3 separate regions of the Homo sapiens genome follow, and regions 1 and 2 are each linked to region 3. A link is a loop called in an ENCODE intact Hi-C map of the cell type or tissue named here. Cell type or tissue: endothelial cell of umbilical vein. All regions are shown on one strand.

What was found. Peaks named below come from ENCODE experiments on the same cell type or tissue, not always from the same donor. Only the 100,000 strongest peaks of a DNase experiment are listed, where the experiment ranks them.
Region 1: a loop joins it to region 3, with 4 times the contacts of the local background. A loop is called at or near these places in 8 of 110 quality-filtered maps.
Region 2: it touches region 3 in a loop (7-fold over the local background); 17 of 110 quality-filtered maps call a loop at or near these places.

What each region holds. Positions count from the first base shown.
Region 1 is chr17:31,235,147-31,243,146 of GRCh38, reverse strand. NF1 (neurofibromin 1) reads right to left here. Exons shown (of 58, transcript NM_001042492.3): 28 at 7,375-7,536; 29 at 7,126-7,229. Among named protein-coding and RNA genes, the nearest start is that of OMG, 58 kb to the left of the region's middle. In endothelial cell of umbilical vein, no CTCF peak of the experiment used is centred here; a DNase peak (open chromatin) is centred at 4,216.
Region 2 is chr17:31,253,816-31,261,815 of GRCh38, reverse strand. It overlaps NF1 (neurofibromin 1), which reads right to left. Exons shown (of 58, transcript NM_001042492.3): 32 at 3,314-3,472; 33 at 2,687-2,784; 34 at 1,301-1,447; 35 at 1-105. Among named protein-coding and RNA genes, the nearest start is that of OMG, 39 kb to the left of the region's middle. In endothelial cell of umbilical vein, no CTCF peak of the experiment used is centred here; a DNase peak (open chromatin) is centred at 4,705; H3K27ac peaks cover 452 bases.
Region 3 is chr17:31,369,920-31,377,919 of GRCh38, reverse strand. It overlaps NF1 (neurofibromin 1), which reads right to left. Exons shown (of 58, transcript NM_001042492.3): 58 at 245-3,907. The coding sequence ends at 3,765. Among named protein-coding and RNA genes, the nearest start is that of RAB11FIP4, 18 kb to the left of the region's middle. RefSeq lists a silencer at 5,915-6,209. In endothelial cell of umbilical vein, a CTCF peak has its summit at 4,561; DNase peaks (open chromatin) are centred at 4,569 and 5,989.

The sequences.
Region 1 (8,000 bases), 130 kb after region 3:
GTAAGGGAAGAGAAGAAGAGAACAAGAGTCTGTTTGATAACCCAGGGAATTCTCCAGGATCTTATGCAAGACCACCAAGGTGGTACCGCTATGAGTGTACAAGAGCCACAGCGTTATTGGGCTTGGAGTGTCCCCTAAAGCAGATATAGCTGCAGTGACCAAAGACTTAAGATAACAACACCCAAGTGCCTTCAAATACTTGGAAAGCCTTCCCCAGAAGGGTGGGTACAAACAAGCCCAGACTACAAAGACTACAAAAATACCTAACTCTTCAATGCCCAGGCACTAATGAACATCCATAAGCATCAAGACCATCCAGAAAAACATGACCCACCGAAGGAATTAAAGAAGGCACCAGTGATCAATCCTGGAGAGACAGCGATATGTGACCTCTCAGACCGAGGAGTCAAAATAGCTGTTTTGAGGAAGCTCAAGGAAATCCATGATAATGTGGAGAAGGAATTCGGAATCCTATCAGATAAATTTAACGAAGAGATTGAAACAATTACAAAGAACCAGAGAGAAATTCTGGAGACGAAAAATGCAGCTGACATACTGAAATATGCATCAAGAGTCTCTTAAAAGCAAAATTGATGAAGCAGAAGAATTAGCAAGCTTGAAGGCAGCCTATATGAAAATACACAGAGGAGACAAGAATAAAGAATGAAGCATGCTTACAAGATCTAGAAAACAGCCTCAAAAGAGCAAATTTAAGAGTTACTGGCCTTAAAGAGGAGGTAGAGGCGGAGGGTGCAGTGAGCAGAGGTTGCACCATTGCACTGCAGCCTGGGCGACAAGAGTGAACCTCCATCTCAAAAAAAAAAAAAAAAAAAAAAAAAAAGAGAACTTATGAAACCTAGGGAAAGATATTTATCAATATTCAAGTCCAGGAAGGTTACAGAACACCAAACAGATTTAAACCAAAGAAGATTAACTCAAGGTATTTAATAATCAGACTCCCAAAGGTCAAGGATAAAGAAAGGATCCTAAAAGCAGCAAGAGGAAAGAAACAAATAACATACAATGGAGCTCCAATATGTCTGGCCCCAGACTTCTCAGTGGAAACCTTAGAGGCCAGGAGAGAGTGGCATGACATATTTCAAGTGATAAAGAAAAAAAAAAAACTTTTACCTTAGAACAGTATCCAGTGAAAATATCCTTCATATATGGAGAAATAAAGACTTTCCTAGACAAACAAAAGCTGAGGGATTTTATCAATGCCAGACCTGTCCTAGAAGAAATGCTAAAGGGAGTTCTTCAATCAAAAGGAAAAGGACATTAACAAGCAATAAGAAATCTGAAGGTACAAAATTCACTGGTAACAGTAAATACACAAAATATTATAACACTGTAATTGTGGTATGAACTACTATCTTGAGAAGACTAAAAGATGAACCTTTTACAAATAACTACAGCTTTTCAAGATACAGACAGTATAATAAGGTATACATAAAAACAACAAAAAGTTAAAAAGTAGGGGGATAAAGTTAAAGTGTAGAGTTTTTATTAGTTTTCTTTTTGCTTCTTTGTTTGCTGCTTTATGCCATCAGTGTTAACTTGTCATCAGCTTAAAAGAATGGCTCATAAAATATTATTGGCAAGCCTCATGGTAACCTCAAATCAAAAACATACAACAGATGCACAAAAAATAAAAAGCAAGAAATTAACACATATCATCTGTGAAAATCACTTTTACTAAAGGGAAGGCAGGAAGGAAGAAAAGGAGGAAGAGAAGACCACAAAACCACCAGAAAACAAATAACAAAATAGCAGGAGTAAGTCCTCGTCAATAATAACACTGAATGTAAATGGACTAAATTCTCCAATCAAAAGACGTAAGAGTGATTGAATGGATTAAAAACAAACAAAAATAACCCATGACCCAACAATCTGTTGCCTACAAGAAACAGACATCATCTATAAGGAAAAACACAGACTGAAAATAAAGCAAAGAAAAAAGATATTCCATGGCTGGGCATGGTAGCTCATGCCTGTAATCTCAGCACTTTGGGAGACCGAGGCGGGTGGATTGCTTGAGGTCAGGAGTTTGGGACCAGCCTGACCAACGTGGTGAAACCCTGTCTCTACTAAAAATACAAAAATCAGCTGGGCATCGTGGCAGGCACCTGTAATCCCAGCTACTCAGGAGGCTGTGGCAGGAGAATCACTTGAACCCAGGAGGCAGAGGTTGCAGTGAGCCAAGATCACGCCACTACACTCCAACCTGTGTGACAGAGCAAGACTGTGTCTCAAAACAAACAAACACACAAACAAAATACACATGGCAAACAGGTACATGAAAAGGTGCTCAACATCACTGATTATCAGAGAAATGCAAATCAAAACTACAATGAGATATCACATCACCCTAAAGTTGCTTTTATCCAAAAGACGGGCAATAACAAATGGTGACAAGGAGAAAAGTGAGAAAAGGGAACCCTCATACACTATTGGCAGGAATGTAAATTAGTATAATACTATGGAGGACCATTTGGAGGTTCCTCAAAAAACTAAAAATAAAACTACTATATGATCCAGAAATCTCACTACTAGGTATATACTGAAACAAAAGGAAATCAGTATATTGAAGACATATCGGCACTCCCATGTTTGTTGCAGCACTATTCACAATAGCCTACATTTGGAAGCAACCTAAGTGTCTGTCCACAGAAGAATGGATAAAGAAACTGTGGTACATATACACAACGGAGTACTATTCAGACACAAAACATGAGATTCCTGTCATTTGCAACAACACGGATGGAACTGAAGGTTATGATGTTAAGTGAAATAAGCCAGGCAAAGAAATACAACATCGTGCGCTCTCTTATTTGTGGAAGCTAAAAAAATTAAAACAATTGAACTCATGGAGATAGAGAGTAGAATGATAGTTACCCAGAGGCTGGGAAGTGTAGTGGGGGGTGGGGAAGGGGAGACCGGGGATGGTTAATGTGTACAAAAGAATATAAATGAGATCTGGTTATCTGATAGCACAAGGTGACTACAGTCAACAAGAACTTATTGTACATTTAAAAATCACTAAAAGAGTATAATTGGATTGTATGTAACATAAAGAAACGATAGGCCGGGCACGGTGGCTGACGCCTGTAATCACAGCACTTTGGGAGGCCAAGACAGGCGGCTCGCCTGAAGTCAGGAGGTCAAGACTAGCCTGGCCAATATTGTGAAACCCTGTCTCTACTAAAAATACAAAAATTAGCCAGGCATGGTGGTGGGCACCTGTAATCCCAGCTACTCGGGAGGCTGAGGCAAGGAGAATTGCTTGAACATGGGAGGCGGAGGTTGCAGTGAGCCAAGATAGCACCACTGCATTCCAGCCTGGGCGACAAGAGTGAAACTCTGTCTCAAAAAAGAAAAAAGAAAGGATCAATGCTTGAGGTGATGGACACCCCATTTACCCTGAAGTGATTACTACACATTCCATGTCTGTATCAAAATATTTCATGTACCCCATAAATATAAACACCTACTATGTACCCACAAAAAAATAAAAATTAAAAAATAAAAAGATCTAGCTTTGCGTTTCATTATTTTTTTCCTATTTTTAATTTCATTGATTTCTGATTCCTCCCCCCATCTTGCTTTAGGTATTGCTCTTTGTCTAGTTTTCTAAGGTGAGAGCTCAGATAATTCATTTTAGATTTTCTTTTCTAACATACATTTAACACTGCTAAGCAACTGCTTTTATTAAACCCCACAAATTTTGATGTATTTTCATTTTCATTTATTCTTCTGTTTGTCTTTGCATTTCAGTTTGGGAAGTTTCTCTTGATATAACTACAAATTCACCAATTCTTTCTTCAGTGGTGCCCAGACTACTGATAAGCCCACTAAAGGAATTCTCCCTGTTACAGCTTTTTTCTCTAGCCTTCTCTTTTGATTCTTTCTTAATTTCCATGTCTCTGCTTACATTACCCATCTGTTCTTACACACTGTCCATTTTCCATGAAAGCCCTTAGCATATTAGTTATTTTAAACTCTCAGTTTGACAATTTCAAAGTTCCAATACATCTTGCCACATCTGAGTCTGATTCTGATGCTTGCTTTGTCTCCTCAGACTAATTTTTCATTTTTTGTTAGCATGCATTGTAATGTTTTGTTGAAAGCCAGACAAGATGTATTGGGTCATAGGAACTGAGGTAAATTGGACTTTAGTGTGAGGCATTCTGTTAATCTGCCTAGAAGTTAGGTTATGTTTAATGTTCGCTGTAACTGTAGGCGCCCATTTCCTCTAGTGCTCTTATTTCTGTCTCTTTTGTTGTCCCTGGGTTTCCCCGTTAACTGGGATACTGGGGAAGGGAAGTACTCTACAATCTGATTATATCTCCATTGTTTTATTGGGCCAAATTCCTTAAAGTGTGACCTTCAAAGAGTTTCTTTTTTTTTTTTTTTTAGACAGAGTCTCGCTCTGTCGCCCAGGCTGGAGTGCAGTGGTGCAAATCTCAGCTCACTGCAACCTCCACCTCCTGGGTTCAAGCGATTCTCCTGCCTCAGCCTCCTGGTAGCTGGGACTACAGGCACGTGCCACCACACCCAGCTAATTTTTTGTATTTTTAGTAAAGACAGGGTTTCACCATGTTAGACAGTATGGTCTCGATCTCCTGACTTCGTGATCTGCCCACCTCAGCCTCCCAAAGTGCTGGGATTACAGATGTGAGCCACCAGGCCAGACTCAAAGAGTTTCTTAGCCTTTTCTCTCTTCTTACAGAAACGCTAGAGGGGGCTGGAGGTGGCTAACTTCTAAGTCAAATAAAGCTCTGGTAAAGTAATTTCTCCTGAGGGCAAACCTTTGCTAGGGATAACAGAACACTGTGGTCATATTTAAAAATGGCTACTTTTCCCCTTCCCCTGCCCAAAGCATAAAGGGATTTTTCTCCTATCTTCACCATGAGAGCCTGATGAGGCTTCTGGAGGTAAAACTTACAAAGGTGCAGGGGTCCCTGCAAGACTAGGCCCCTAGGAGTTTTAACTCTCTAGGCACTCCATGCTCAGCCTCCAGCAACTCGTCAATTATGATCTAAGCTTTCCTACCAGTTACTGGCTCCAGCAGCTTCTTCTCCTGGTAAACTGTGATTCTCTGTATACATTTACCTGTCTCTCCAGTTTTTGGAGTGGACTTAAATTCTCTGATGGATCTAAGAGCTGCTGATTTTCAGTTTTTTAGCTTTTTTCATGTTGTGAACACAGGAGTGTTGACTTTCAAGCTCTTGACATGTCAGAGTGGGCCTCAGTTTGATTTTAAGCAACCTGAGTATATTGTTTGCCATCTAGTTCTCTTATCTGGACCACAGCACTTTGTATAGTAAACTTATTTGAAGCAGCTGGTTCACTCTCTAAGTAATTCTTTAACCTTTAGAAAGTAAAATTGCTTAATAATAAGATTCAGTAAAATTGTAGGGCACAAAATTAACATAAAATCCGTAATAATGTATTATGTACACTTGAAAATTGCAAAAAAAAAAAAAAAAAGTAGACATGAGAAGTTGTCAAGAAAAAAACTGAAAGTGCTTAATGGCAAGAAAATACAAGGCTTTACAAAACATTGCTTTGGCCAGGCGTGGTGGCTCACATCTGTAATCCCAGCACTTTGGGAGGCCACAGCATGTGGATCTCTTTAGTCTAGGAGTTTGAGACCAGCCTGGGCAACAAGGCAAAACCTCGTCTCTACCAAAATACAAAAATTTTGTATTTTGCATGGTGGTGCATGCCTGTAATCCCAGCTACTTGGGAGGCTGAGATGGGAGAATCGCTTGAGTCCTGCACAGGAAGGTTGCAGTGAGCCGAGATGGTGCCACCGCACTCCAGCCTGGGTGACAGAGTGAGACCCCATTTCAAAAAATAAGAAGTAAATAAAAATATAAAAATTGCTTTTAAGTTTTTAACTATTTTAACAAAAATTGGCTTAGTGCTGGAGTTCTGAATAGATATTACAGTTGATACTTCAGCAAATGCAGAGCCAAAAATATCAACTGATACACAGTTGCTAAATAATGATTATTTAGGAAGAACAATCATCAAGAAGCTCTGAACTTAAAAGTAAAAAATAAAGTCCTAACTGAAAGACAGACAAGAACATCTTAACATGTGGCTTAGAAAAAGCAAGCATAAGATATTCCGTTAAAATTCATTCACTTAACAAATATTTATAAAATGTTCACTATAAGGCAGACACCATGCTAAATATTCATGGAAGGATATAAAGATGTAAAAATGTAAAAGAGCAAACAGTCTAGAGGAGAGAGAAACTCATAAATCGTCACAATTGTTACAATGGTGGTGCACAGCACAGAACAAAGCATATTTCTTTGTTCGTGGGTAGTACCTGGTAACAAGCAGAGAAAGCTTCACAGAAATGGTGGTTTAAACTGCACTCTGGGCTGGGCATGGTGGCTCACACCTGTAATCCCAGTATTTTTGGAGGCCAGGGCAGGCGGATCACCTGAGGTCAGGAGTTTGAGACCAGCCTGGCCAAGATGGTGAAACACCATCTCTATTAAAAATACAAAAAAAAAAAAAAAATTACCTGGGCGTGGTGGCGCACACCTGTAATCCCAGCTACTCAGGAGGCTGAGGCAGGAGAATCACACGAACCTGGGAGGCAGAGGTTGCAGTGAGCCGAGACTGCGCCAGTGCACCCCAGCCTGAATGGCAGAGTGAGACTCTGTCTCAAATTTTTAAAAAAATGACAAATAAATAAACTGCAGCCTGCATTACCTATTAGCCTCTTTCCCTTCTCCTAAGTCACTCCTCATCATAGAAGAAGTGAGTTAGAAAAAGAGTATGCATGCAAGTGACTGCATATGAATATGTAAATGCATGGAAAAAGGACAGGGGAACAGACTTAACTAGTAACAGTCTCTGGAGGTGGAAGTCAAAGACACCTTTCTCTAGTTTGTCCCTGGATCTAAGGCAAATAAAAGGATACCTTAAAAAAAAATTACAGATATCATTAAAGAAACGTGTATTTGTATATAACTTTTATAATTAAAAACTAATTTTAATGATCAAGGGGAGAAGGTGCCTTGCTTCATGCAGTGTTAGTAAAACAAACAAACAAAAAAAAAAAAACAAAAAACAGCGGTTCTATGTGAAAAGATGACAAACCTGGTAGGATCCACTTCAAAGCTAACATGTTGCCAATCAGAGGATGTGATCACAATTCGTAATAAAGGATCCAGGAGTTTTTGTAGATAGGTAGCACCATATACCTACAGAAATGCACGAATAGGAGTTTATTATACCTGCTCCATATATTTTACCTTAAAAGAAGACAATCAGCCCTGCACATTCTGTACATAATCATTACTTGACATACCTCAGCACACACATACACACAAAATGAATGATACAAACCTTGAAACAGAATGTCATTATTTTACTGGCCAAGCTGTTGCCTCGGAAGAGAGTCTGCATGGAGTCTGCCAATTCTACTTCTTTAGAAAACATGTTCCAGAGCAGTTGGTAGAGTAAATGCCGAGAATCAAACAGAGTAACCAGAACTCGAGCTAGTTCATCCTGAGAACAAAACAAAATCAGGTTAGTGCAAACAATCCCATTTTTATTCTTAGGTAGGAAGCTAAAGAGTAGCAAAAATGTAAACCCAAAGTTGACAACCACTTGCTAAATTAAGGCAAATGATGACTGATTAATATTTATCCTGAGATTTAACAGTGTACATTGTTTATGATAGATGACTATATACAATGTCTATGATAGCTGTTAATTCCAAGGATTAACCGGTAAAAGCTATTAAGAGAGGCCTACGCTTTACTAGGAGACAAAATCTCCAAGATTCAGCTCAAATTACATCACAAAATGAAAGAGAGCAGAAACAGAAGATGACAGCAAAGAATTTAGTTTGATTTGTACAAGCATTTGCACAGAGCAGAAATAAGATTGATGATCAGAAGAGTTCTACTCTCTTCTCATACAGTCGGGGAACTCAGCGAATACTGAATATATACTAGGCAGAGACACAA
Region 2 (8,000 bases), 120 kb after region 3:
CTGGACCAGTGTGTATCTGCCACAGGTTTGTGCTCTGGAGGACCCAGGTATGCAAGAAGTGTTGCCATCTTATCAAAAGGTCGTCTTCCAACAGCTTTATGATCCCTAGATACAGCAAACTACTTAGAAAAAAAATTAGCAGTTCACATTTAGCACTACACATTTCTTTAACTTGTAACTGGTTGCTTTTCCTTTTACTGTCAGCTGATTTGTAAACAGCACCAAAAAGACCTCAGGACCATGTCTACTTCAATCCATTAATAATTCATAAAAGATTAAAATGCCCTGTCATTTAAACTCCCATCTCCCAATTGCTTACCCTTAGCTTCACAGTCCACTACTTTTCCCGTGAATGTGCTAATCATTTTTATTGGCATTTAAAAATAATTTGGACTCATTCTTCCTTTGTAAGGAACTCTTCATACATAGGAATTTGGTCCCTTTACAAGTTTATATAACTAGATGGGACAGCAAGTAATTTATGTTACACAAGAGACTAATAAGAGCTAATGAAACAATGCCCAAATTAATAATTTTGATTTTTAAGTATTTTTTTTTTTTTTTTAATTTCTGAGATGGAGTTTAGCTCTTGTGGCCCAGGCTGGAGTACAATTGTGCGATCTTGGATCACTGCAACCTCTGCCTCCTGGGTTCAAGCGATTTTCCTGGCTCAGCCTCCCGAGTAGCTGGGATTACAGGCCCCTGCCACCATGCCCAGCTAATTTTTGTATTTTTCGTAGAGACAGGGTTTCACCATGTTGGCCAGCCTGATCTCGAACTCCTGACCTCAGGTGATCTGCCTGCCTCAGCCACCCAAAGTGCTGAGATTATAGGTGTAATCCACTGTGCCAGGCCGGTATTTTCTATATAAAGCTTTATTTGCATATACTTAAGAGTATCACGAATGAGTTTATCATAGAATTAAAACACTGACAATATTTTAATTACTGAATTCCTACGAATTGGCTGTTCTTCAGAGTCAAATGCCAACGCTAATCTGAACTTCTTTGGATCTATAACAATCTGCAAGCCATAAAAACCCAAAGAGCAAATCTGTGATTTCTTAACCTGACAAAAAAATAATAATAATGACCACTGGAACCTAGGTAGGTTTGTTGATTATTTAATATGACTTAACCTTTTGTTTGTATTTTTTTGAAAAAAAGAATCTTTCTCTTTCTAAACCATAATTCTTAGTCCAAGAAGATGCAAAGTAAAAAGCACTATTCATGACCAATAATTGTATTAATCTAAATTTAAACGGAGAGTGTTCACTATCCCCATGACTGGGAAATCTTACCTGTTGCTGGAAAGATACTGCCCAATTTTCTCCTGATTGTTCCAGAGTAGACGATGTAAAGCAAGCACATTGCCGTCACTTATGAAGGAAAGACTATGATTTACTGCATCACTTGTAGGACAATCAGATGCTATATCAAGGAAAAACCTTCAAAAATGCAAAGTCATTAGAATTTTCAACACCAGATACACCCAGACTTATGTTTGAATTAAATTTATAAGAAGTAACTTTGTGAAGTAACTAAGATTACAAATATGGAGGGCTTGTTCACACAATGTGACTTGACATTAGACAAAGCAAAAAGGACAAGGAGAAAGTTGGCTTTCCATTTCTGATACCCGGCTTCAGCTTCAAAGTAGGCTCTGAAGTTAAACAACAACAAAATTAAGATGGATGAAACTTTGGAAAGAGGCTAGTATTTTACAGATAAGGAAATGAAGGTCCAGACGAAAGACCTCCCCAAAGATATATAGCCTGCTAGGTCAGAGCCAGGATTAAAACTTTGATCCTTTTAACTTTGTATGGGTACACAGAGTGCCAGAATATGAATCCTATGCTGACATTCACTCTCTTTCCAACATGGCTTGTCATTCAGCAATATACCTTTTCAACTCCAATTTCTCTAACAGAAAAAAAGTCAGTAACAACTACAATGATGATAAACTGGAAGAGAGAGTTGTACAAGGCTAGCTTAGATGATGAGGATCAATTAGATTCACACTGCATGAAAAGCAGAATTCCAGACATAAATTTACAAAGCGCTTTCTTATGAATTATCTCATTTTTTTCTCTAAAAACAACTCAGGCAAAGAGTTTATCCCTACTTTACAGATAGACCAATAACTCAGAGAAATAAAGTGAAATAACTAGTTATAGAAATCTAGCAGAAAAGTTTTCTAAAATCATAAAGTTCAGTTCCTCATAAACAAAATCTTATGTGTTTGTTTGACTTGGTTTAAAGAATAACATTTTAGTTTAGATACACTTCCAAATTTAAGTATCACAAATACTCTAACATCAAAAAAACCTTATTAAACATTGTTATGTATTATTGATACCAATTTGGTTTTAGTTTTAAATAAAAAGAATCCTACTTCTTCCTTGTCCACATATTGTACCATCCTCAAATCCTTTATTTAATTAGACATGTCAAAAATCCCTCTTGGTTTTCAAATATGAAAATCACTACCAAATTATAAAAAATATTAATTTATTTCATGACTGTCTTTTATAGTAAAATAAAATAAGACAAGCTATGTCTTGACCTAGAGCAGGAAAAGAAAAAAACTTACACAGGAACTTCATGTAAAACAGGTACATGGATTTATGTGAAACCGAAAATATTTGATTCAAACAGAGCAACTGAGTAAGTGGCAAGAAAATTACCTGCGTGCTGCATCAAAGTTGCTTTTCACAAAATCATTGAAAGGCCGCATATGTTCTTCTTTTGTGAAGAGAACATGATTGGCAATACTCTGAAGTATCTACACAATAAAACAGGGTTATAAATAATCAGATTATTTATTGTATGAAGTCTATACATTAAGACATTCTTTAAAAACATGAATTTTCTCATTGATATAATTTCTGCTAGTACTTAAAAATCAAACATTCCTCATTCTATAAATTATTTTAGGTAGTGTTTCTAACCTTCCCAAATATAATTATTATATTTACATGTAAAAATACATATTAAAAATGTTTAATGACTTTTAAAATAAAAAATCCTATAGTCTACATTCTAGTCTGTTTCAGAATGTCTAGAATGATTACGCAAAAAATGATCTTCATAACACAAGACATCTGCTATAATAAAATGTTTTATCATGAAAATAAGGTCCATCAGGTACCTAACTAATGAATTCCTTTGTAATATAAACAAATAAAACAAAAGCACATAACTGAAAACCATAGGGTATTTCAAATATAAATGTAAGAGGAAGTACTGTAAGAAAAGCTGAAAATTTAGTTGGAAGGGGAATTTAAGATAGCTAGATTATCAAAATAATTCACCTTTGACATTAACTTCAAGCCCCTTTCGATTCTAGGTGGTGGCTTTTTATCTAAAATCCCTGCTTCATACGGTGAGACAATGGCAGGATTGATAAATCTGAGGAACATGGCACTTCCTACTGCACCGATGCTGTTCTGAGGGAAACGCTGGCTAACCACCTAAAAACAAGGAGTTGAGAATTGAGTATAAGGTTTGAATTAATATAAAGACATGAAAACAAAGAGTTCAAAGGTCAAACTTTGCATAAAAACTCTGAATCAATCAGTCCTCATGAATGACATATTTCTATTTTTTTCTTCTCCCAAAACATGAGAAAATAAAGTTTCCTCTCAATTCTAGTCTTATATCATATTAAAGTACAATTAAGGTATCTCAGAGGAAAGAAAAACCTCATGGATGAGATGGGTAGAAGAAACCTGAAAAAAGATCTTCACTGTATCATCACTTATACTGCATGTTTGATGAGTAATGAAAGCAGACCAAATTTTTCACACAAAGATGATCATAATTTACTAAGATTAACAGACATGAAAGTGTGGTCAACTTTATAACGTGAAACTAAATTTTCAACAGCACACCCCCAAAACATCCTATACCTGATAGTACATATTTACATTTTGTTGTGTACCAGTTACAATTGAATTTAAGAAAAAAATGCTTGCCATATACAAAATAAAATATTAGATTCTTACTGAGAAAAAAAAAAACTTACTTACAAGTAATGTTACTGCCAGTGCCTTTTCTTCACAGCTTCCTTTATAATACAAGAACCTACCTATTATTTAAACCATGGAGGGATGGGAATTCTTGGGGACCTAAAAGAAAAAAGGATCTCACCAGAAGAGAGAACCCCTATGTCTACCTCAATTTATAATTCTGTCAAATAAAAATAATTTAAGAACTCAAGAAATGGTTGTCCAGCCTGAAAAGCAATGTGAACCCAATATTTAAAATGGATGATTTTCCCTTTATAAAACATTCTACATTAAGATAAAAAGGTACCTTAGCTCGGGAAGAGTGCTATAAAACTGGTTCAGCTCCCATCCCTTTCCAGAGTCCCCTGCTTTAAATCATGTCATAGATGAAAATTATATTTTGCAGTTTACATTTTTATATATACTATATATGTTCATTTTTAAAGAACACTTAATGTAACATTTTAATCTCTACAGCTATTCTTGCTTAGTGCGGCTAAACTGCTGTTTAAAGTAGCAGTGACTACAAAACTGTAGCATTCCACTCAATATTCTGTGATGTCAAGGATAAACCTTCATTTCAAAGGATATTGGTGGGAGGGGACCCAGATTTACATGCGGAATATCACGTAGCTATTTTTTTCACAATGCTTCAATAAATATTTCCTGTCATAATTTATGACAGGAAATTATGACACAAATTATGACAGGCTGACTCCAGATTAACTCTGGAAAAAATGGGGATTATTTCACTTCATCTTGTTCAATGTAGTGCTTCATGCAGTCCACATTTTAAATGTGTTATCACTGCTTATAACCTCAAAATAGCTTTCTATAATCTCTAACAGGAAGTTAGTAAAAACTAGATTTTAGAGAAAATATTTGTAAGAGGTGATAAAAAGAGGTCAGTTGTAACTAATATAGTTCCATCTTCAGTTACACTACACATAGTTCAGGAAGCTTTCTTTATGTTACAGTGTTTATTGCATGAAGAACAACCTTAACCCTTAAATAAGGGGAAACTGGTGAAGGTGACTAAATATAGCTGCTTTATTAGAATGGCTTTAAAACCTAAATACCATTTATTTTTAGCTCAAATATATACATTTAGAATTAGATACAGAAGTTTTAGCTAAAACTATAGAAAGATGTAAAATTAAGAAAAAATTCCAGTGCTTTGACTATTCCAGTACGGTGTTGAACCTTCTGGGGACGAGGAACCTCTTTGAAATCTGATAAAGGTTAGAAAAATGAATGTATGCATTCACACACACAAAATTCTTCACATAATTTTAGAATATTCATAGACCATCATTGCTACTGAGTGGTTTTCTAAAACTCCCAAATTTTAATCTTAGACAATTCTCTGGCTGGGCGTGGTGGCTCATGCCTGTAATCCCAGCACTCTGGGAGGCCGAGGCGGGCAGATCACTTGAGGCTAGGAGTTCGAAACCAGCCTGGCCAACATGGCAAAACCCCATCTCTACTAAAAATACAAAAATTAGCTGGACATGGTGGAGCCACACCTGTAATCCCAGCTACTTGGAAGGCTAAGGCAGGAGAATCGCTTAAACCCAGGAGGTGGAGGTTGCAGTGAGCCATCGTGCCACTGCACTCCAATCTGGGTGACAGAGAGACTGTCTCAAAATAAATAAATAAATAAATAAATAAAGGCAGACAAAAGAAACCTATAACATTTTAAAGCCTTTAAGGAGTGAGTTAGCAGGAGGGAAAAGGATTAAAAACTGCTTTATAATTATTTTAAAATAGATTATTTTAAAAGAATTAGCATCTCATACGTTTAACTCATTAAAATTCTAAAAGTTTTTACAAAACTAAAACCCATAGTTTAATTTTCAAAGAACCAGTTAGTTTATAAAATGTTAACCTGCTGTGAAACACATGGAGAGCTTTCAAAATACTGTTTTATTTTTTATGCTAGTAAAATGAAGCACTGGGAGTGGAGAAGGAACAAGGAAATTTGTAATGGTTATCATCAATTAGACAAAATACTTCTTTGAAAGTAGCTATTTACCGGTTTTCTCTAGGACAAAGAAGTTTTAAAATGTGACTCATATTTACACCTGATTTAATGGTACTCAGCCTCAGAATTTAATGAAAAACTGAGTGATTTCCCAAAAGCATATTGTAAACTTTATGAAAAGTACTACACTTTTACCATCTTCCACATCTTTAAAAATAATTCATGTCAAAACCCAAAATATCGACACCTCAGGAACACATACTGTCTCATGTATCATATAAATATATGTATCACTGATGGCAGAATCAATATAATTTTGGAACTAAAAACTGATTTTAAAAACCAATAAAAATGCTACATAACAAGTTTCGTAAGTCAACTTATAAAAGGACTGTTTTTTTTTCATTCACCACTAATTGACATCAATGTAATTTTACCTCATAATACATACATGCTCTAGTGTTTTTTTTAATCCATAAAAATCTAATTTGGATCCAAAAGACATTCTGCATAAAAGGTCAAACTTGGGCCAGTCTGTGTGTTGAGACCAGTTATCAGCCAAATGTACCCTTTCTTCCCTTGGTAAAAGCTGACTACATAACGCGAATGCATGTAGTCATAAACTACACTTCAGCAAGAGCATTACTACCCATATATGCTTAGTTACTGCATTCTCCCTGAGTTAGGCAGACAGTTAACTTTCAAAGTAAACCTCATTATACACTATATATTTGAGAATAATAAACAGTTATTTGTAATGTGACTACACAGCTATATACTAGAAGCCAGATCTTCTCTCTATATTTTACATATTCCAATCCATGACATATACACCCAAAAAGAAAGTCAGCTTGCTCTTAAATATCATTAGGTTTTGTTAAAGCACACAACTCCATAAAACAACATTTTAAATTTATGAGTATACTGTCTTCATACTTTGGAATGTACTCTAAAATATCTCGAATTACCAATTAGATTCCCCTTGTTTCCATGAGGAGCTCGTATTACCTGTGCTGAGAAATACATTCCAAAACTTGGTGTTACCCAGAAATTAAAAAAAAATTTTTTGAAAATAACTCTAGTAGAAAAAAAAACATTTCAAGAAACAATTTTAGACATAATCTTAATAAATAAAGCAGTGTTAGAAAGGCTAGAAAACATGCTCTAGAGAAACACAGAAAGCCTGAATTTTAATTATGTGATACACTACAAAATGGCATTAGTATAACACTGAACAAGAGTGTTAGAAGCAGCAAATTAATTTCAACAATGATGGTGTACATTATGTTAAACTCACATATGCTGAGAATTAGAAGGCTGAAGCATTAGAAACGTCTTTATAATCCAATCAATTTGATCATAGCTAGGCAAATTTACTTAATATAATCAAAAATAAAATCTTCAATGGACACAACAAAAGTATATGTCTATAAATTTAAATTTTGATTTGAATTTTAAAAATCTATATTTAAAGCTTAGATAATTTATATGTACAGCTTAGAAACTTATATGTAAAGCTTTTTCGTTTTCTTTTTTTTTTTTTTTTTTTGTGAGACAGGGTCTTACTCTGTCACTCATGGTGGAGTACAGTGATACAATCACAGCTCACTGCAGCCTCAACCACCTGGGCTCAAGCAATCCTCCTGCCTCAGCCTCCCGAGTAGCTGGGACTACAGGAGTACACCACCACGCCTGGCTAATTAAAAAAAAAAAAAAATTATTTGTAGAGACGACTCGCTATGTTGCCCAAGCTGGTCTTTAACTCTTGGGCTCAAGAGATACTCCCACCTTGGTCTCCCAAAGTGCCCGGATTACAGGTATGAGCCACTGTGCCCAGCCATAAAGCTTTTATTATATGTAAAGTTTAGATAAGGCATGAAAGATGAAACCAGATGAACACTGTATTCTAAATTACACCCTTTTAAGAAAACTACCTACTTAGTTTTCTTTACATCTTACTCTACAATCATTTGGATTATATGAACAAAGACAGGGCTCAGCCTGATA
Region 3 (8,000 bases):
AAGCCAGCTTATCCCAGAGAACAGACTCACCTGAGTTTGGCAGGCCCTAAAAAAGCATTTCACAAAAATATTTCACTTTTAGTGTGGAGAAGTTCTGGAAATGGAAAGATCTTTCTCACGGGGAGTAGGAGAGCCAAAAACATCCTTAAGGAAAATGGCCTTAATGTTTCAAAAGATTGGGAGGACTCGGGGGGAAGAAAACAGAGCTCGATACATCTGAAGAAATTAAATAACTCCTCATATCTTAGAGCAGATTGAATTTACATTTTACTTAAAAAAAGGGGGGTGGGGGAAGTACATACACAAGGAGGAAAATGGGGTGAGGAACAATAAAGATCTGAAATGGATTTCTATGATTTTCCCCTACAATGATCGATTTTGTCTGTTGGGCAGTATTTTTCCTGCTGGCGTACAACTGTTTACAGTATTAACAAGGTTGTAGACAAAGGAACTGCCAAAGTTTAGGCCCGGATGGAAAGGACAGTAAGTTATCATATACAATTTAAGTTTACAATACACAGCATTTTCTTTAAATGATGTAACGCAGTCGCAAAAAGAAGTTAACAATACTAACACGAGAATAATCAAATTTTTGTTGTTATCCATGTGCAGCAACTAACTGCTTTACAAAAAAGCAAAATAATACAATATATCATCACATATATTTACAGTATAGTAAATATACTTTTTTTGTCAAATTTTACACAAACTATTTACAGGTGAATATACTGCATTAAAAAAAATTGTGTGGCTGACACTAAGAATGAATTTTTGCCTAAATCCATTGCATAACATTGAGTAAGACATGCCTCATTATGCCTGGGAGTCGGGGAAGGATGTAGAAACAAAAACAAAAAACAAAAAACCCAAACAAAACTGAAAACCCCTAAAACCTACAAACCTGGGAGGGTTGCTGGCTGGCACTCTGTCTCCCCAACTAGGACACAGGATAGAAGCTGACTGTTTAGGATGTGTCCTGGGCACCTGGCTCAGTCATGAACAGGTGTTGAGTGAATGGAAGACAGAGCTGTAGCCACTTTGCCCCAAATCTACTGAACTGCATCTCCATCTGGGCAACTAAGGGCATGCCCCTCGGATGGGAGTACTGGCATAACAGGTAGATTATCCAGGACAAAAACATGACTGAGTTCCTGGTTTCCTCTTTAACAAGTCAGGGGAAACATCTACAAACCGAAACGAATTACTTATAATATTTTTAACAGAACTTATGTCAATTACGCAGAAATGGGCAACTTGGTCTAAACTTCAGAATTTCTTTTATAGATTACAAGTATGAAGACTAAAAAAGTGTTGCATTTCTCAAGGGACACATAGTGGTGAGAGGTTTATCTCATGTACATTTTAGTTACTTGGAAAGCTAGATTTTCCTCAAAAGTCAGAAGTTCTTTAAACAAGGTAAATTTTAAACCTTAGTTAAGTTTTCAAACTCCTAGGATGTACTTACTAGTCAAAGGTATTTTTGCATTTCAAAGGCGGCTGAATTTTGATTTGTGCCAATGCTGATCATTTCAGGCGGTATGAAATACTACACCCTTGGTAAACCCGTTTATGGAAATATCAGTATTTTTAACAGTAAACCTCTGGAAGTTTCTTTATTTTGATGGGAAGAGCAAAATAGCATAACACCCACTATCATATGCACCAAACCAACAAACAAAAACAAGAAAAACATCGAACTAAAGTTATCAAAGGCTTACACTGCCTGCTATTCCAGGGCCTAGAAACTGTGAAACTTACCCCAGAAACACTGGGTTGTGGGAGAGCCAAGACCATGGTGGCAGCTTGGCATCCTTGGCACTGGGTTACTGATCTATTTCTAAACACAGTTCTAATTTCAGCTTTTTTATATAGTCATAGTTGCTCTGTCATTATAAACATTTTCTTCTAATGCAGCCTCTACAATAGTTTAAAAACAAAAGTTTAGTAAATTGCACCTGTCTTCAGTATTTCCAACAATTCTATGGTAAACTCATTAATAATACTAAGGTTTTCTTTCCTCTTATTTTGGCAAATAATTCTTACTTTTCCCAGGACTGTAAACAAATTTAAAAAATTAAATTCTTGTTATTTCTGAGTATCAAAACCAATTTTATTTACATTAACATATTACATTGTTACTGTGTGGATAAATGTGAAATATATTATTAAAATCAGAACACTTAAATGTACCATTATTTATTGAATTAGCTGTGGAATTTAATTTACTGAAATCCTCTAATGAAACAGCACTACAGGAAACTCCCCTCTCCCCTAGGTTTATTTTTTCCCCCCTCAAAGCCATTATATCTTAACATATAAAGGGAACCTGGGAGTAGAGGGATTAATATCTTTTTGTAATAAATATGGTTTAGTTCTAAATTGGAACATCCAGATACCAATATGCTCACTGAAGTCAAATTATTTTGTAAACTGCAGGTACCACAAAGAAATTGGATCTGCATTACTATGAAAATTCCAATGCCATGATAATCCATACCACCAGTATAGCAGCAATTCTAACAGCCCCCCTACTGTCATACTAATGCAGGCTGACCAGTCTTTTCACAGTGATTAAATGCAATTCTAGCATATATAACCTACATGTTTTCTTAAAGAGGTTTCTGATTTTTTTGGAGAGGAGGAGGAAGATTAAAAGACATTCAAAATACATCTTATCAAAGAAATTTATAATATACACCATACTCTATTCTTGGAAATTATTTAACAAAATAAAAATATCAGCTACCCTAAATGTCACGTACCATTCCATTTTGCTATGGAGCTAATGCAAACATCTATGAAAATTACCTTCTGGGAACAATTTTCAACACTTTGTTCACTGATTACCCTGCTCAGAATTAGTTAGGAAAGAAGAGGGGGAGGGGAAAAAATATATATATATATATAATTACTATACTTAGTATAGTTTTGGTTTACAAAAAACAAAACACAAAAAAACCACCTTTAGCAAAATTAAAAATTAAAAGATAATCAACTGGAGAAAAAAATAAACTAGTTTGGATGACTGAGTTTGGATAAGGACTTAGAAGCCATAGTTTTAATTCAGTAATGTTAAGATATATGTGGTCGCACTTATTTTCCTGTAATTATTGCTAATACTCAAGTGTTAGTATTTCTTAAGAATCCACTATAAAATATGAAATTTCCCTGCCCTCCCCCCCAAGTACCTTGTCTGTGGCTTTATGGTGTCAAGTCACTGAGGCTTGACCTCTATGGTTCTTTCAGTTTTGTACGGTTAAAAAAAAAGTCCACAGCTAAAAGATTAAACATACTGGGGTTATAATACTATTTCTCTCATAAACTTGTATCTTGAAAAATGTATAAATAGGACTAACACTTTACTCTGTAGGATGAAGAAGGGAAAACCACAGAAGGCAGAGCTCTGTGCAAATGGCTTTCATCACTGGCCAGTAGTAGCAGTATTCAAGAATTCATCCTCTCTTACAATTGAGATTTCTCAGTTAAAAGTTTCCTGACCTCCCACTTTCTTTGCAGTTGTTCTGAACACTTACATATACCAGATACACGCCAAAAGTAGAAGAAAAAAAGTTAAAGAAAAGGCAGCATTAAATTTAGGCAAGGCTTCGAAGAGTTGATCATCTGGCAACATGGCAAACCGGATGGGTTCATTATAAAACAGGAAGTGCAGCATTACAACATGGGGGGAAAGGGCAAGGACAGGGAAGGGGTCACTAGTGAAGAGCCCATGTTAAGTTGATTTTAAAAAAGAAAGCAAGCAAGCTTCACACGATCTTCTTAATGCTATTACGTTTGAAACTGCCAGCGCTTCTTTGCTTCTGCACTTGGCTTGCGGATCCGTGGCGAGTTCGTCCACTGTTACAGTGGCCAGTGGTAGGGGAGAGTTCAACGTTCTCCTTGTCGATTCCTGGAGAAAAAGAGAACAGCCAGTTACTTCTTCTTTTCCTTCCAGGACTGAATTTCATTGCAGTCATGTGTCGCTTAACAACGGGGACACATTCTAGGAAACAATCATTAGGCGATTTTGTCTGTGCAAATATTGTGGAGTGTACTTACATGAACTTAGATAGCATAGCCTACTACACACCAAGGCTATATGGTATAGCCTGTTTCTCCCAGGCAACAAACCTGTACAGCAGGTTACCATATTGTGTACTTTATGTAGTTGTAACACAATGCTAACTATTTGTATATCTAACACAGAAAAGGTACAGTAAAAATACAGTATTATAATCTTTCGGGACCACTGTCTATATGTGTTCTGTTGTTGACTGCAATGTTGTTATGCAGCACATGACTATATTTGTGATAAGATACAACCTGGCAAATTGTTTATGCACATTTCATTTTAATAGTCAATTGCTAAAATGTTTACTAAGTTAATGTCACATGGAAAACTTCACATTTTGTTATGCAAAGTTTGCTATCATAGCAGAAAATAGCACAAGAAAAATGAAAAGACAAGTTGCAAGGAAAAGCTAGAGGCTGGCAGGCTTGAACTAAATGAAAGGCTAGCAGCCACCAGGGAAGACTAGTGCTCCTTCCTCCAAATCATACCAGAAACTTCCAGCAGAGGTCATCTTCTAGCCTTATTCACATCCTCATTCATGTTTATAAACAGAATATACTCTCCAGCAGCAGAAAGTACTGATCTTTCCAGCAAATTTGTCACTTCAAAGAAAACTCAAGATGCTTTTATTTTTTTAATCACAGTGCCTATCCCAAAGAAACTATTTACTGAGAAAATAATATATCACAAAGGTCATACTGTAGAATCTTTGCTTCTTTTCAGCTATGCCAAGTCATTTCACATTCTGCAACCTTAAACAGATGCCATTTATTTCTCTTGAGGAGGAGATTAAACCTCCAAAACCTGGGCCTAACAATGATTGATTATTTATTTAGAGACAGGGTCTTGCCCTGTTGCACAGGCTGCAGTGCAGTGGTGTGATCATAGCTCACTATAACCTTGAACTTCCAGGCTCAAGCTATCCTCTCGCCTCAGCCTCCCAAACAGCTAGGACTACAGGTGCATGCCACCATGCCCAGCTAATTTTAAAATTCTGTCTAGAGATAGAGTCTCACTATGTTGCCAAGGCTGGTCTTGAACTCCTGGTCTCAAGCAATCCTTCCATCTTGGCCTCTCAAAGTTCTGGGATTACAAGCATGAGCCACTGCACCCCACCCCAATTAATATTATAAATAATCTAAGCAGTAACTTCAGAAAAGTAACCAGAAACTAAAATAAGATTTTTATTTTTATCTATCACATTAGGAAAGATTACAAATTGGGTAACAGGACTGTGGTCACCCTTGCGGAAGTAGTGACTTAAGGGGGCATGAGGATGGCTTCTTGGGATGCTGGTAATGTTCTGTTTCTTGATGTAGATGATGGATTTTCAAGTGTGTTTACATTTTAAAAGTTCACTAAGCTGAAAACTTGCAATTTGTGAACTTTTCTGTTAAACATCAATAAAATTTACCCCCAAAATTAGACTGATTATACTTACTGCTGGCATAAATTTTGGCGGGAAAGCAAACAGCTGCAGAACGTTTTAGTAATTTGTATCAAAATGTACATTACTGATTGATATTTACTGATACAAAAAGATGACCACAATTTTTGGAGTAGGAAAAAAACACCCACACACTGTGGGGAGAGGGCGTAGGGCTGGGTAAACATCTGCCAAAATATTTTATCTCTGTCAGAAGCCAAAGGACTAAAAAATATATTTTACCTCTGTATGGCAAGATTTCAGCTAATTTGTACTTTATTCTTCTTTATATATTGAAATTTTAAATCTTAGAATAGAAAAATTTCCATTTTTGGACAAAAAGTAATATTTCAAGTCAAGAAGTATTCATTATGTTACAGAAAATGTACATAGATCTACCCAGTTAGTTATTTGTTGGCTCATGAACAGGAAATGAACTTGGGATGACCTCCCTCTAGGAGCCACTCATCTTTCATTTGGATTCAGCTCTGAATTCGACTCAAGAGTATCAGGCATCTGTAAGCACGTGGCCTGGTTTACACGTGCTCAACAGAGATTTGCTGTCTTGAAAATCTGAACTGCTGTCAAAGGAACATGGGCATTTGTCAGTGACTGTTTATGAACATGTGCACTGCATCAGGCATATGAGTGCAAGGAAAAACATCAGCGACATTTCTCCAGGAGGTGAGCATAGCTGAACCACCACTGAAAATCTGTTCTATTCAAATCTTTTTTAAAACCCTTATTAAATTTTTTAAGGCTAGTCATGTTCTAATCTAATCTAATCTAATCATATGCATAGAAAGATGACTAGAAACATTCATGGAACTTTTCTCTGGGTAACAGAATTCTGGTCTATTTAAATTCTCTTCTGTATATTTATTTGCATCCTCTCCAGAGCTATTTACAAAAGAAATAACAAAACTGAAAGAAAGCTGCTCATGATCTCTGGAATGTGCCTTGAGCTTCTTTGGGATGTATGTTTGTGTAGGCTCTTTTAATTGTCTTGCGTATCTCTACAAGATAAAATTCAACCCATATTTTTTTTTCTCATATCCTTTTCCTTCATGATGCATTATTCTGTCTCTTGCCAGAACTACTTTCTCCTTCCTTGCTTTTAAATTAACTTGCCTATGATTCTACAACTTGTACATCCATCTTCCTCTACTGAGTAAAGGCACTGAGAAGGGTAAAGATCATTATTATTCATTTTTGTTTTCCTGTAAAATCTAGTTATTTTTTCAATACATTGAAAAATTATTTTCAATTAATACTGAATGAACTGAACACTTCCATTTTAAAATGTGATAGCTAGATACCTGTAATTCAGAGCCCCAAAGCATGCAATCCCTGATCTCCAGAGAGTGGTATAATATTTTTAGTTGAAAAGATAGAACTTTTTTTTTTCCCTTTGGCATCCTCCACTTAAAATTATGAATTTGTCAGCGTATTTGACCTTCCATTTCCTCAAATTTGCATTTGGCCTACAAGTTTCAAGTCCAGTAATTCTGAGTTGTTTCTTTAATAGAAAATAAGATTCAGGCAAAACTAGGACCTTAAAAAGACAAAGGTTTGAAACAACTTGGAGCTGGCCCGCATGCAGGAGGGGCATGAAGCATGGATGACCACTAGGAAGGCCCTGTGACTCTCTGCCAGCAATCTGCTACCCTGGGGCTCGTTCTTGTGTGTCTTGCTACTACTAGACCATGGCCTACTCTGAGGGGAAAACAGTCATGACATGGGTGGCAATGCTTCTGTTTGGGCACAGTGTTATTCCTGAGAATTACAATTACATAAATTGTAGTAATGTAGATGAAGTCACTAGGGTGAAGGTATCTTCAAAAAAGTGCTAAGAACATTCCACTTTCTGTTTTGTGAAGCAAATAACCGTCAAACCTCAAATAATTTTAAAGGCCTTATTTATCTCCTGTTAAATGTTGAGGGTACAAAACAAGCTATAAAGTTGTTCACATACTATGACCTCAAGTATATAAAAAAAAGAAACTGGAAGGAAATGCACCAAAATGTTAATAAACAGTGGTTATCTATCTTAGAATGATAGGATTGTGGGTAACTTTTTCCTTTTATTTTTCTGAATTTTCCAATTTTTTTCCTAATGAGCACATTAATTAAAAATGTAAAAGTACGAGTGACTTGTCAGCCCCATCCCTCATAACCAAAAGCTTCAACACTATGTCAAAAGTTGATATTCTACTTCTTTTCTCAAATTCATTTTTCATCTAAATTCTTGTTTTTGGAATGTATGTTTTCTTCCTACTTAGTGACCCAACTGTATAAATCACACATAGGTAAATGTGGTGTGACTGTGATTCCTAAGTTCAACTTCACAGCAAAGATGTTTTACTGTAAGGATCAAAGGAGAAACTAACAAAAATCTTGGAAAGTCATTAAAAAAAAACAATTAAAATGCATTACGTTTACACCAAAATATATCTTGAAAAAGCCAAGGTAGTATGAAACAGAATGATCATAGTATCTAGTTCT